Linked DNA regions of Homo sapiens: region 2 is linked to region 1. The links are chromatin contacts, found by Hi-C or POLR2A ChIA-PET in ENCODE. All regions are on one chromosome and are shown on one strand. Each heading gives the region's core, a stretch centred on a gene start or an enhancer-like site at or near the end of the contact. The rest is flanking DNA. Distances are from core to core; before and after follow the strand shown.

What was found. A loop is a pair of places that touch in the nucleus more often than their neighbours do. ChIA-PET counts read pairs that join two places held with the same protein, here RNA polymerase II (POLR2A). Pooled maps may share reads with other maps.
Region 2: a loop to region 1 is called in a pooled map, with 3 times the contacts of the local background. The contact joins the enhancer-like site here to the promoter of SNHG20 in region 1. A Hi-C loop is called at or near these places in 1 of 168 maps with a recorded cell type or tissue (DLD1) and 2 of 50 pooled maps. POLR2A ChIA-PET finds 5 or more read pairs at or near these places in 6 of 52 experiments (Caco-2, HEK293, OCI-LY7 and 3 more).

Annotation. Positions count from the first base shown.
Region 1 is chr17:77,084,532-77,089,941 of GRCh38, forward strand. It overlaps SNHG20 (small nucleolar RNA host gene 20), which reads left to right and starts at 4,112. Exons shown (of 3, transcript NR_027058.1): 1 at 4,112-4,418; 2 at 4,622-4,740. It overlaps MIR6516 (microRNA 6516), which reads left to right and starts at 4,886; the gene lies at 4,886-4,966. It also overlaps a transcript of SEC14L1 not described here and SCARNA16. RefSeq lists enhancers at 3,518-4,717, 3,984-4,293, 4,214-5,148, 4,484-4,593.
Region 2 is chr17:76,838,495-76,844,084 of GRCh38, forward strand. No RefSeq gene overlaps it. Among named protein-coding and RNA genes, the nearest start is that of LINC00868, 15 kb to the right of the region's middle. RefSeq lists enhancers at 1-382, 1,023-1,072, 1,323-1,382, 1,493-1,542, 2,797-3,313 and a silencer at 1,114-1,309. Within about 2 kb of position 1,431, at least 2 of the 41 ENCODE cell types and tissues checked have a DNase peak (open chromatin) inside an H3K27ac peak, as active enhancers do; they include OCI-LY7, where a contact is called at or near this core.

The DNA of each region.
Region 1 (5,410 bases), core at 2,862-5,361:
TCTCAAAACTCTGTCTCAAAAAAAAAAAGAAAAAAAGAAAAAACATTAGCTGGGCATGGTGGCACGTGCCTGTAGTCCCAGCTGCTGGGGCCAGGGGTGGGGTTGGGTGCTGAAGCGGGAATATCCCTTCAGCCCAGGAGATCAAGACTGCAGTGATCCCTGATTGTGCCACTGTACTCCAGCCTGAGCGATAGAGTGAGACCGTCTCAAAAAAAAAAAAAATTAAAGTAAGTAAAACATAAATAAAGTGGGTTCCTGAACCATGGGGACTTTGAGGAATGTCTTCCACTAGCTCTGCACATCTGCAAACTGCCGGCACCTCTCCTGCCCCCACCTGCTTCCTCTCAGCCCTGTGCAGGGGGATACTGTGGCTTTTGCCTTGCAATTAGGGCTGCCAGATAAAATATAGAACACGGGTTATATTTGAATTTCACAAAATCAACGAAGAAAACTTTTAGCGGGGCGCGGTGGCTCACACCTGTAATCCCAGCACTTTGGGAGGCTGAGGCAGGCGGATCACTTAAGGTAAGGAGTTCAAGACCAGCGTGGCCAACCTGGTGAAACCCCCATCTCTACTAAAAATATAAAAATTAACTAAGCGTGGTGGCGCATGCCTGTAATCCTAGCTACTCGGGAGGCTGAGGCAGGAGAATCGCTTGAACCCAGGAGGTGAAAGTTGCAGTGAGTCAAGATCGCACCATTGCACTCCAGCCTGGGTGACAAAGCAAGACTCTCTCTCAAAAAAAAAAAAAAAAAAAAACCCAAAAAAAGAAAGAAAGAAAATGTTTATATAAGTGTGTCCCTGACTCCCTGCATACAAAATTGTAACAAAACTATTTATTTATGTATTTTTTGAGACAGAGTCTTTCTGTGTCACCCAGGCTGGAGTGCAGTTGCACAATCTCAGCTCACTGCAACCTCCGCCTCCTGGGTTCAAGTGATTCTCCTGCCTCAACCTCCCGAGTAGCTGGGACTACAGGCGCCTGCTGCCATACTCGGCTAATTTTTGTATTTTTAGTAGAGACGGGGTTTCACTGTGTTGGCCAGGCTGGTCTTGAACTCCTCACCTCAAGTGATCCACCAGCCTCGGCCTCCCAAAGTGTTGGGATTACAGGTGTGAGCCACCATGCCCGGCTTCCCTATGCTTTCTTTTTTGTCTTTTTCTTTTCTTTCTTTCTTTTTTTTTGAGATGGAGTTTCGCTCTTGTCACCCAGGCTGGAGTGCAATGGTGCGATCTCTGCTCACGGCAACCTCCCCTTCCTGGGTTCAAGCAATTCTCCTGCCTCAGCCTCCTGAGTAGCTGGGACTACAGGCACCCACTGCCACACTCAGCTAATTTTTGTATTTTTAGTAGAAACAGGGTTTCACCATGTTGGCCAGACTGGTCTTGAACTCCTGACCTCAGGTGATCCACCTGCTCAGCCTCCCAAAGTGCTGGGATTATAGGCATGAGCCATCATGCCTGGCCTCTCACCACATTCTCTCTGGCAGCAGTGCCAGGACCTGCTGGCAGGGTCTGTGATGTAGCAAGCATCTGGCCAGGAAGGAGATGTGTATCTCTGTTTCCTGCAGCCCTCCCAGCTCCGGGGGATTCATCCTCTCTCGTCTGGGGAGGTGGGGGCAAAGGTTCCTGCTGCAGACCTCATCTTCCCGATAAGGCTGAGGATGCTGACAACACCCTGCCTTTAGAGAGAACAGCCCCACTCAACAGAGACCAGATGTGTTCATCGAAAGGTGTGTAACAAATAGCCCAGGGGACACAGGATATGTCAAACAATTGGCACCGGAGAGCATGTGAGAAGAAACTGTCACCTGGGACCAGAGCTGGCTTCAAAGGGCAGGTGTGCTCTGCTGGAGTGCGGATGCGCGGAGTGTCTGGGAGCTGGGCTGGGCAGAATGGCTGGAGCAGGGGTCTGTGTGGGCACCAAGGTGATGAAAGGCGGTCAGATCAACAGGGCCAGGACAGGTAAGGGTGATTTGTTGAGTTTTGTTTTTTCCTAATGAAGCAGAAATGGAAAAAGAGGGGGAAAGCAATCGTGTGGACTCTATCCTGCAGGTCAGACAGGCAGCCCCGGAGAAGACCTGCTAGGTGCACGGCTGGCTTGTTTCTAACATCACCTGTGGTCAGCAGCGCCACCAAGAGCCACCACCAGGGGGCAGAGGTAGGGCCATGTAGTAGACGCCTGTAGTTTTCGCCTGTCCAGGACGCCTTCACCCCTGCTTCCTTTGAGAAAAGTCCCTCTCCCACTCCAAGTGGTACTGACGGGGATCACCCACACAAAAGAAACCTGGAGGCTCCCCTCCTGGGGCACCCGGCTTCTGCTCCAACCAGGTGAGCCCAATGCCTGCCTGAAGCCACTTGCGTTGTTTACAAACCTGTTTACTCCAGTTAAGCTGATTATACAATTATATCCTTTCATTCTTATGTAAACTCATGAAATATGGTAAAACAAAACAGAACTGTAGCTCCTCCATCAAAACAAAAATGTAAGTTAAATATTTCCAAGTTAATAAAACTAACAGTATGTATTGTTGAATGTGAGTGAGACAACTCAAAGACATTGTGAAGGAGGTGCGGTCATAAAAATCTCGCTCTGTCACCCAAGCTGGAGTGCAGTGGCACGGTCTTTATTTTATTTTATTTTATTTTATTTTTTGAGACGGAGTTTCTCTGTTGTTGCCCAGGCTAGAGTGCAATGGCGCAATCTCGGCTCACCGCAACCTCCACCTGCCTGGTTCAAGCAATTCTCTTGCCTCAGCCTCCCAAGTAGCTGGGATTACAGGCATGCACCACCACGCCTGGCTAATTTTTTGTAATTTTAGTAGAGACGGGGTTTCTCCATGTCGGTCAGGCTGGTCTCAAACTCCCGACCACAGGTGATCTGCCCGCCTTGGCCTCCCAAAGTGCTGGAATTACAGGGTCGAGCCACCATGCCTGGCCTCAGTGGTGCAGTCTTGGCTCACTGCACCCTCCGCCTCCTGGGTTCAAGCGATTCTCCTGCCTCAGACTCCCAAGTAGCTGGGATTACAAGTGTGTGCCACCACACCTGGCTAATTTTGTATTTTTAGTAGAGATGGAGTTTCACCAGGTTGGTCAGGCTGGTTTCGAACTCCCAACATCAAGTGATCCATCTGCCTCGGCCTCCCAAAGTGTACCTGGCCTTTTTTTTTTAATGGTTATTTCTTGGTGATATGTTAAACAAGGGGTGGATTATTCATGCCTCCCCTTTTTAGACCATGTAGGGTAACTTCCTGACGTTGCCACGGCATTTGTAAACTGTCATGGCGCTGGTGGGCGTGTACCAGTGAGGGCAACCAGAGGTCACTCTCATAGCCATCTTGGTTTTGGAGGATTTTGGCCGTCTTCTTTACTGCAGCCTGTTTGATCAGCAAGGTCTTTATGAGCTGTATGACCTAGCAATGCATCCAAGTAGGTCTCAGCTTTATTTTACCCAGCCCCTATTCAAGATGGAGTTGCTCTGGTTCAAACGCCTCTGAGACAAGGTCCAGCAATTCTTCCTTGGTTGTGGGATTAGACTCAGAGCAAGATTCCTGTTCGTTGCTTCCTGTGCCCACAGACAGTGAACTGTCGGGAATCTACCAGGTCTTTTGGAGCAATAGGCTTTTCAGGGGGTATCCCAATAGGCCAGGACGGCCTGCATCTTCACGTAGCCCCTCTGCTCTTGAGCTTTCTCCTTCCTGCCACCTGGGGTGGTGGAAAGGGCATTGGGTTTGGAGCAGAAATGACTTAGGTGTGAACCCAGCTCTGCCACTTCCTGGCCGGCTGTGCTTGGAAAAGTAACCAAGCATCTCCGGAGCGCCCCACTTCTCATCTACAAGACAGGAGTGGTCTTTGCACTTAATTCAGAGGGTTGCATGAGGAGTAGAGAGATAATGCTTTCACGGCTCCAGGAACCCAGCGGGCTTTCAAGAAATGGGATGTTCCTTCTGATTCCCTCGCTCCAGGGCCCTCCCCTCTGGCCCAGGCTCTAGTCCCCATTAATCACACCGCGCGGGCTGCGACCCCTTTAAGTCCGGCTTGGATGACCCAGATCCAAAGTCATCGACTCTCTAGCTGCTATCTCTATGGTAAGTTATCACTTCCGGCCGGAAGTTGCTGACGGAGCTACTTCCGCCCAGGGGAGTGGGAAGTAAGTGGAGACACGTGCTTTGGCCTGTTGGAGGGGAAACCCGCTCTCGCCTCCTGGTGGTCGCCGACTCGCAGTCCGCAGGATGACTCAGGGCAGCCCTGACCACAGTTCCGCCGCCATCGGCCCTAGCCTGCGGAATTGGGCTCGCCCCGGGACGATAACAGAGCTCTGCCGGGGGCTGGAGGCACTGACCGGGTGACCAGAGACCCAGAGACCAGACCCCCTCCACGGCGCCCGGGATTTCGGGGACGGCTTCTCCCATCGCAAGTAGGGCTTGGACGGGAGGCGACAAAAGAGAACTTGGTCCGCACACAGCCACCGAAATTGGAATGAGGAGCTGTAGGGAGGCCCCGTAGCCAGCAGAAAAGCATTGGGGTCCCTGGCTGGGTTAGCCCAGGTTTCTAGGAGTGTGGTAAGCGTCGAATGACTTTTGTCCTTTTAAAGCACATTATGTTACTTTTTCCCCCAAGGTTTCAACAGAAAATGAGAAATATCCCCCGACGATTGGCTGAAAACATGCAGCAACCACTATTTTCTTCCTGCCCCTCGTTGATGAGAGCATTCGAAGTGACCTCAGCAGGGCATCCAGGTATGTCAAGCATGGTGACAAAGTGTTCAGGTCAGACGGTCTGGGGAAAGGCTCCTGTGTTGTTGAGCCTGCCAAGTTGTGGGTGCAGCATGGTACCAGGCAGCCCAACCCTGACCTAAAGTAAATTCCCGGAAGAAGTCTTTCCTGGGTTTTGAATTTGCAGTAACAGGTGTGAGCATTCTAGCAGCAGTTTGATGATCATGTATGATACTGCAAACAGGACCTACGTTTAAAGAAAATGGTTGTAGTTAGTATCAGAGAGCCCTTGCTTTTCAAAACTTCATAAACAATGTTACTGTCATGTCTTTCATTCAATAAACATTTGTTGATACATTGGCCTGACATCATGTTAAATGTTACGGATACAGAGATGAAGAAAACAGTCATGGCCCTTGTTCTCTGGGAACTACAACCCAGTTAGGGAGACAAGGTTAAATGATCACACTTAAGAGGGCATAATTCAGCCAGGTGCAGTGGCTCATGCCTGTAATCCCAGCACTTTGGGAGGCCGAGGCGGGTGGATCACCTGATGTCAGGAGTTCGAGACCAGTCTGGCCAACATGATGAAACCCCATTTCTACTAAAAATACAAAAAATTAGCTGGGCATGGTGGCATGTGCCTGTAATCCCAGCTACTCAGGAGGCTGAGGCAGGAGAATCGCTTGAACCC
Region 2 (5,590 bases), core at 181-2,680, 250 kb before region 1:
TGAGAAAGGGGTCAGCCAGGCCGTGAACAGTCAATGGCATAGAGGCCTGAAGACTCCAGTCCTTCCTCCTGTGATGATGACACGTCCTAGGTGACCACCCTTGAGCTGATGCTTCTTTTTTTTTTTTTTTCCCTTCGAGACAGAGTCTTGCTCTGTTGCCCAGACTGGACTGCAGTGGCACCATCTCGGCTTACTGCAACCTCCACCTCCTGGGTTCAAGTGATTTTCCTGCGCCGAGGGGCTGGGACTACAGGTACGCGCCACTGCACCTGGATAATTTTTGTATTTTTACTAGAGACGGGGTTTCGCATGTTGGCCAGGCTGGTCTCGAACTCCTGACCTCTTGATCTGCCTGCCTTAGCCTCCCAAAGTGCTGGGATTACAGGCATGAGCCACAGCGCCCGGCCTGATGCTTATTTCTTTCCTCTCATGGTCTACACTTCCTCCCCTCCGCTCACTTCAGTCCTCTCCGCTCTTCACTGAACTGGCCTTTGACAAGGTCTCTGATGAGCGACGTCACCTCTCAGCTCCAGGCCCCCCAGACAGCACATTTTTCAGGTGTCGTTTCTGAGCACTCAATGCTGGCCTGTGCCTGGCTCAGCTCTTGGCTGTCTTTTCTATCTTAGCATGGTCCAACAGAGGTGCTTTTTTTTTTGTTTTTGAGACAGGGTCTTGCTCTGTCATCCAGGCTGGAGTGCGGTGGCACAGTTACTGCTCACTGATGCCTCAACCTCCTGAGCAGCTGGGACTGCAAGCATGCACCACTGTGTTGGGCTAATTTTTTATTTTTTGTAGAGATGGGGGTCTCAGTATGTTGCCCAGGCTGGTCTCAAACTCTTGGGCTGAAGTGATCTGCCTGCCTCCGCCTCCCAACGTGTTGGGATTATAGGCGTGAGCCACCATGCCCGGCCCCAACAGATTTTTCTGCCATGTTGGAGATGTTCTCTCTGTGCTGTGCAACACAGTAGCCATGAGCCACGTGCAAGGTGGTCAGTGTGACTGAGAAACCGGTTTCCTTTTTTTTCCTTTCTTTTTTTTTTTTTTGAGATGGAGTGTCTCCCTCTGTCACCCAGGCTGTAGTGTAGTGGTATGATCTCGGCTCACTGCTACCTCTGCCTCCTGGGTTCAAGCAATTCTCCCCTGCCCCAGCCTCCTGAGTAGCTGGGATTACAGGTGCATGCCACCATGTCCAGCTAATTTTTGTATTTTTAGTAGAGACAGTTTCACCATGTTGGCCAGGCTGGTCTCTAACTCCTGACCTCAGATGATCCACCCACCTCGGCCTCTCAAAGTGCTGGGATTACAGGCTTGAGCCACTGCATCCGGCCTGAGGTTTCCTTTTAGTTTCATTTTAATGAATTTAAATGTAAATAGCCACAGTGGCTGCTGGCTGCTGGCTGCGGTGTTGGACAGCGCCTCCTAGGAGGCTGTTAATACCTGTGCCGTGCCTTTGTAGAGCATCTGCCGCTGTCTTCTGCATTTCTGTTCCCTGCGCTGACACCTCCCCTGAGCCCCCATGAGATCCATCTCTTCTTGACACCTCTCCTGGGTGCCTCATAGGCACATGGATTGAGCACGTGAAAATTCTCTGATCCCACCTTCCCCATCGCAGAGAACGGCACCTGCCACTGCTCAGCCTCCAGATTCAGGAGTTGCATTTGTTTCCTTCTTTCTCCTGCCCTGAGCCAGTCACCTGGGCTCGTCCCTCCAGACATATCCCAACCTACACTTCCCTCCACCCCCACTGCCTCAGCCCACTCCGGATCAGGCTGGCCCTCCCAGCTCTCTGCCTCCCCACTCCTGTCCCGTGTCCCCCAGCCCAGCAGCCAGAGTGACCCGGCTACAGCACAAATCCCAGCACCTCGCTCCCTGCACCCCTAACTGCAACCAGAATCCATCCCAGCTGCTCTGTGGTCTGGCCTGCCCAGCCCTCCCACCCCATCTCCTCCTTCCCCTTCTAGTTGCCCAGTGCTGACCCCTCCCAGGGCTCCTGCATTTGCTGCTTGGAACTACCTCCCTGGCACCTTTGTGTCTCCTCCTCACTCCAGTCTGAATTCAGTGTTACCTCCTCAAAGAGGTCTTGTCCCAACACTCACTAGCACAGCACGTCGTCTTCCTTGTAGAGAGCACGCAGCCCCTCCAGACCAGAGCTGGACTTCCACAGGGAGCATCAGCCCCTCCAGACCAGAGCTCTGTTCTCATCACTGTGTTCCTGGTAAAACAGTCTTGTTGGCCTCCCTGAGCCAAGCTCTCTGTCCCTTCCTCCCTCTCTTCTTTTCTACCTCCCTCTCTCCCCACCTGTCTCTTCCTCTCTCTCCTTTTCTCCCTCTTTCTCTCCCTGACTCCCTCTGTTCCCTCAGTCAGTCTCTTTCTCTCCTCTCCCCGCCCTCTTGTTCCCTCTCTGTCTCTCTCTATTTCTGTCTCTTTTCTCCTCTCTCCCTCTGTTTCTCCCCCGACTCTCTCTCTGCCTCTCTGTCTCTCCCACTCTCTGCTTCTCTCTCTCTCTCTCTGCCTCTCTTTCTCTGCCTCTCTGTCCCTCCCTCTCTCTCTCTGTCCCTCCCTCTCTCTCTCTGTCCCTCTCCCTGTCTCTCTCTCCCTCTCTGTCTCTATCTCTCTCTGCCTCTCTTTCCTCTCTCTCTCTCTCCGCCTCTCTGTCTCTCCCTCTTTCTCCCTCTCTCTTTTCCTCTCTCTCTCTGCCTCTCTCTCCCTCCCCCCACCTCTCTCTGCCTCTCTGTCTCTCCCTCTTTGCCTCTCCCTCCCTCTCTCTCTGCATCTCTGTCTCTCCCTCTCTCTCCCTCTCTCTCTCTGCCTCTCTATCCCTCTCTATCTCTCCCTCTCTTTCTCCCTCTCTGTCTCTCTCTCCCTCTTTCTCTGCCTCTCTGTCTCTCCCTCCCCCCACCCCACCTCTCTGTCTCTCCCTCTCTCTTTGCCTCTCCCTCCCTTTCTCTCTCTCTCTCTGCCTCTCAGTCTCTCCCCCTCTCTCTCTCCTTTTGTTCCCCCCACCCACCCATGTCTGTGGAGGGCTGTGTCTCCCTTTGCCCCAGGACACTCCCTTTTTTTCTCCCCCGGTTCCGGTCTTTTGGGTGAAGGGTAGAAGGAAGACAAAAGCTGGAATTCCTGAGCAAGGGAAGTCATCACTACCCCCACGCTGGAGTTGTGACTGCCCATGCTGTGGCCCCTGGGTGGCCTCTGATGCAGCCACGCAAGGGGGTTCCACTCTGCTCCTTACTGGACCTGACCCCACCCCCTCCAGCAGCGTCCTCCGGAAGGGACTAGTTTCCCCTTGTACCCAGTGGGTCCAGGGCACCTGGATCAGTCCTTCAGTACCTTCATGTTTCAAACAAACACCTCTTGTAGCTCAGGCAGCAAATTGCGCTGTTCGTGGGGAGAGGGGCCGAGTGCCCTGACCAGTCGGAGCTGGACCGGCCAGTGCTCCTCTGGTAGAGGGTGGGGGGATCACTTGGGGTGGGCTTTGGCTGGGGGAACCTGGAGGCTTGCAGGCTGGGCTCCCAGAGACCTTAGGATGGTCTCATGCATACCCAGGTCTATTCTGAGCCATGCACCAAGCACCTTGGCTGGAGTCAGCTCACTTCCTCCCCTTATTACAGGTCCCAGCAGCCGCAAACCCAAACTTCCCCGGAGCACCAGCACACTCCCCATTAATGATAAGGCAGGAGAGCTCCTGCTCTTTCCAGCCGGGACTTTAATTTCTCTAATTATAGCTGAGGCTTGGAGCAGTCCCTCCCACTTAATCTACTTAATGCAGACACACACTCCCCCCAGCTCTCCACCCCTACCCGGCTTCTGCCTTTAACCCTTTTGCTGCTGGGTGGCAGTTCTCTGAGTGGGCACCTTTTAAGAGCTGAATTGCATTCATCTCACCAAATTCGTATGTTAGAACCCCAAACCCTGTAGCTCAGAATGTGACCATTGGAGACAGGGTCTTTAAAGAGGTAATTAGGGCCAGGCACTGTGGCTCACACCTGTAATCTCAGCACTTTGGGAGGCTGAGGTGGGGGTATCAGTTCAAGACAAGCCTGGCCAACATGGTGAAACTCTGTCTCTACTAAAAATACAGAAATTAGCCAGGCATGGTGGCATGTGCCTGTAATCCCAGCTACTCGGGAGGCAGGAGAATCGCTTGAACCCAGGAGGTGGAGGTTGCAGTGAGCTGAGATCACACACCACTGCACTGCAGCCTGGGCAACAGAGGGCTACTCCATCTCAAAAAAAAAGAAAAAAGAGGTAATTAGGTTAGGTGCAGTGGCTCATGCCTGTAATCCCAGCACTTTGGGAGGCCAAGGCAGGTGGATCACCTGAGGTCAGGAGTTTGAGACCAGCCTGGCCAACAGTTGAAACTCCGTCTCTAGTAAAAATACAAAATTAGCCGGGCATGGTGGTGGCACCTGTAATCCCAGCTACTTGGGAGGCTGAGGCAAGATAATCGCTTGAACCTGGGAGGCGGAGGTTGCAGTGAGCCGAGATTGCACCACTGCACTCCAGCCTGGGCGACAAGAGTGAAACTCCGTCTCAAAATAAAATAAAAATTAAGTGAAAATGGGCCCTATCCAACATGATGGGTGTCCTTACAAGAAGAGGGACACAGACACAGGGAAGACCAGGTGAAGGTCATGCAAGCCAACGTAGGAGGCGTGAACAAAAACCCAACCCTGCTAACACCTTGAACTTGGACTTCTAGGTTTCAGAATTGTGGAAAAATTGCTGGGCTAGGTGGTTCTTGCCTGTAATCCCAGCACTTTTGGAGGCCAAGGTAGAAGGATCATTTGAGGCCAGGAGTTTGAGACCAACCTGGGCAACATAGTGAGACCCCATCTTTTTTTTTTTTTTTTTTGAGACAGAGTCTCGCCGTCGCTCAGGCAGAGTGCAGTGGCATGATCTTGGCTCACTGCAACCTCCACCTCCTGGGTTCAAACGATTCTCCTGCCTCAGACTCCCAGGTAGCTGAGACTACAGGTGTGCGCCACCACACCCGGCTAATTTTTGTATTTTTAGTAGAGACAGGGTTTCAGCCTGTTGGTCAGGCTGTTCTCGAACTCCTGACCTCAGATGATCCACCAGCCTGAGCCTCCCAAAGTGTGGGATTACAGGCATGAGCCACCACACCCAGCTGAGACCCCATCTTTTAAAAAAAAACAAATTAGTTGGGCATGGTGGCATGCACCTGTGGTCCCAGCTACTCCGGATGCTGAGGAGGGAGGATAGCTTGAGATCAGGAGATTGAGGCTGCAGTGAGCCGTGATTGCACCACTGCACTCCAGCCTGAGCAACAGAGCGAGACTCTGTTTCTAAAAGAAGAAAAGAAAAATTGTGAAATAATAGATTTCTGCTGGTTGAGGCACATGGTCTGTGGCTCTTTAGCATCCTCGGCTGTGAGGGAGCCATGTGGCTGCTGTCTGGGAGGCAGGAAGCACTTCTGCCTCTGAGGAAGCCCCTCCAGGAACCCAGCTCCAGGACCAGCAGTCGGGGTGGTCAAATGAAGGTGGGCCCCTTTGCTGGCCTGACCCTGGAGGTGGGGACATCTGGTGGCCTCCTGGGGAAGGGGACTCAGTTGCATCACAGCCAGTCGACC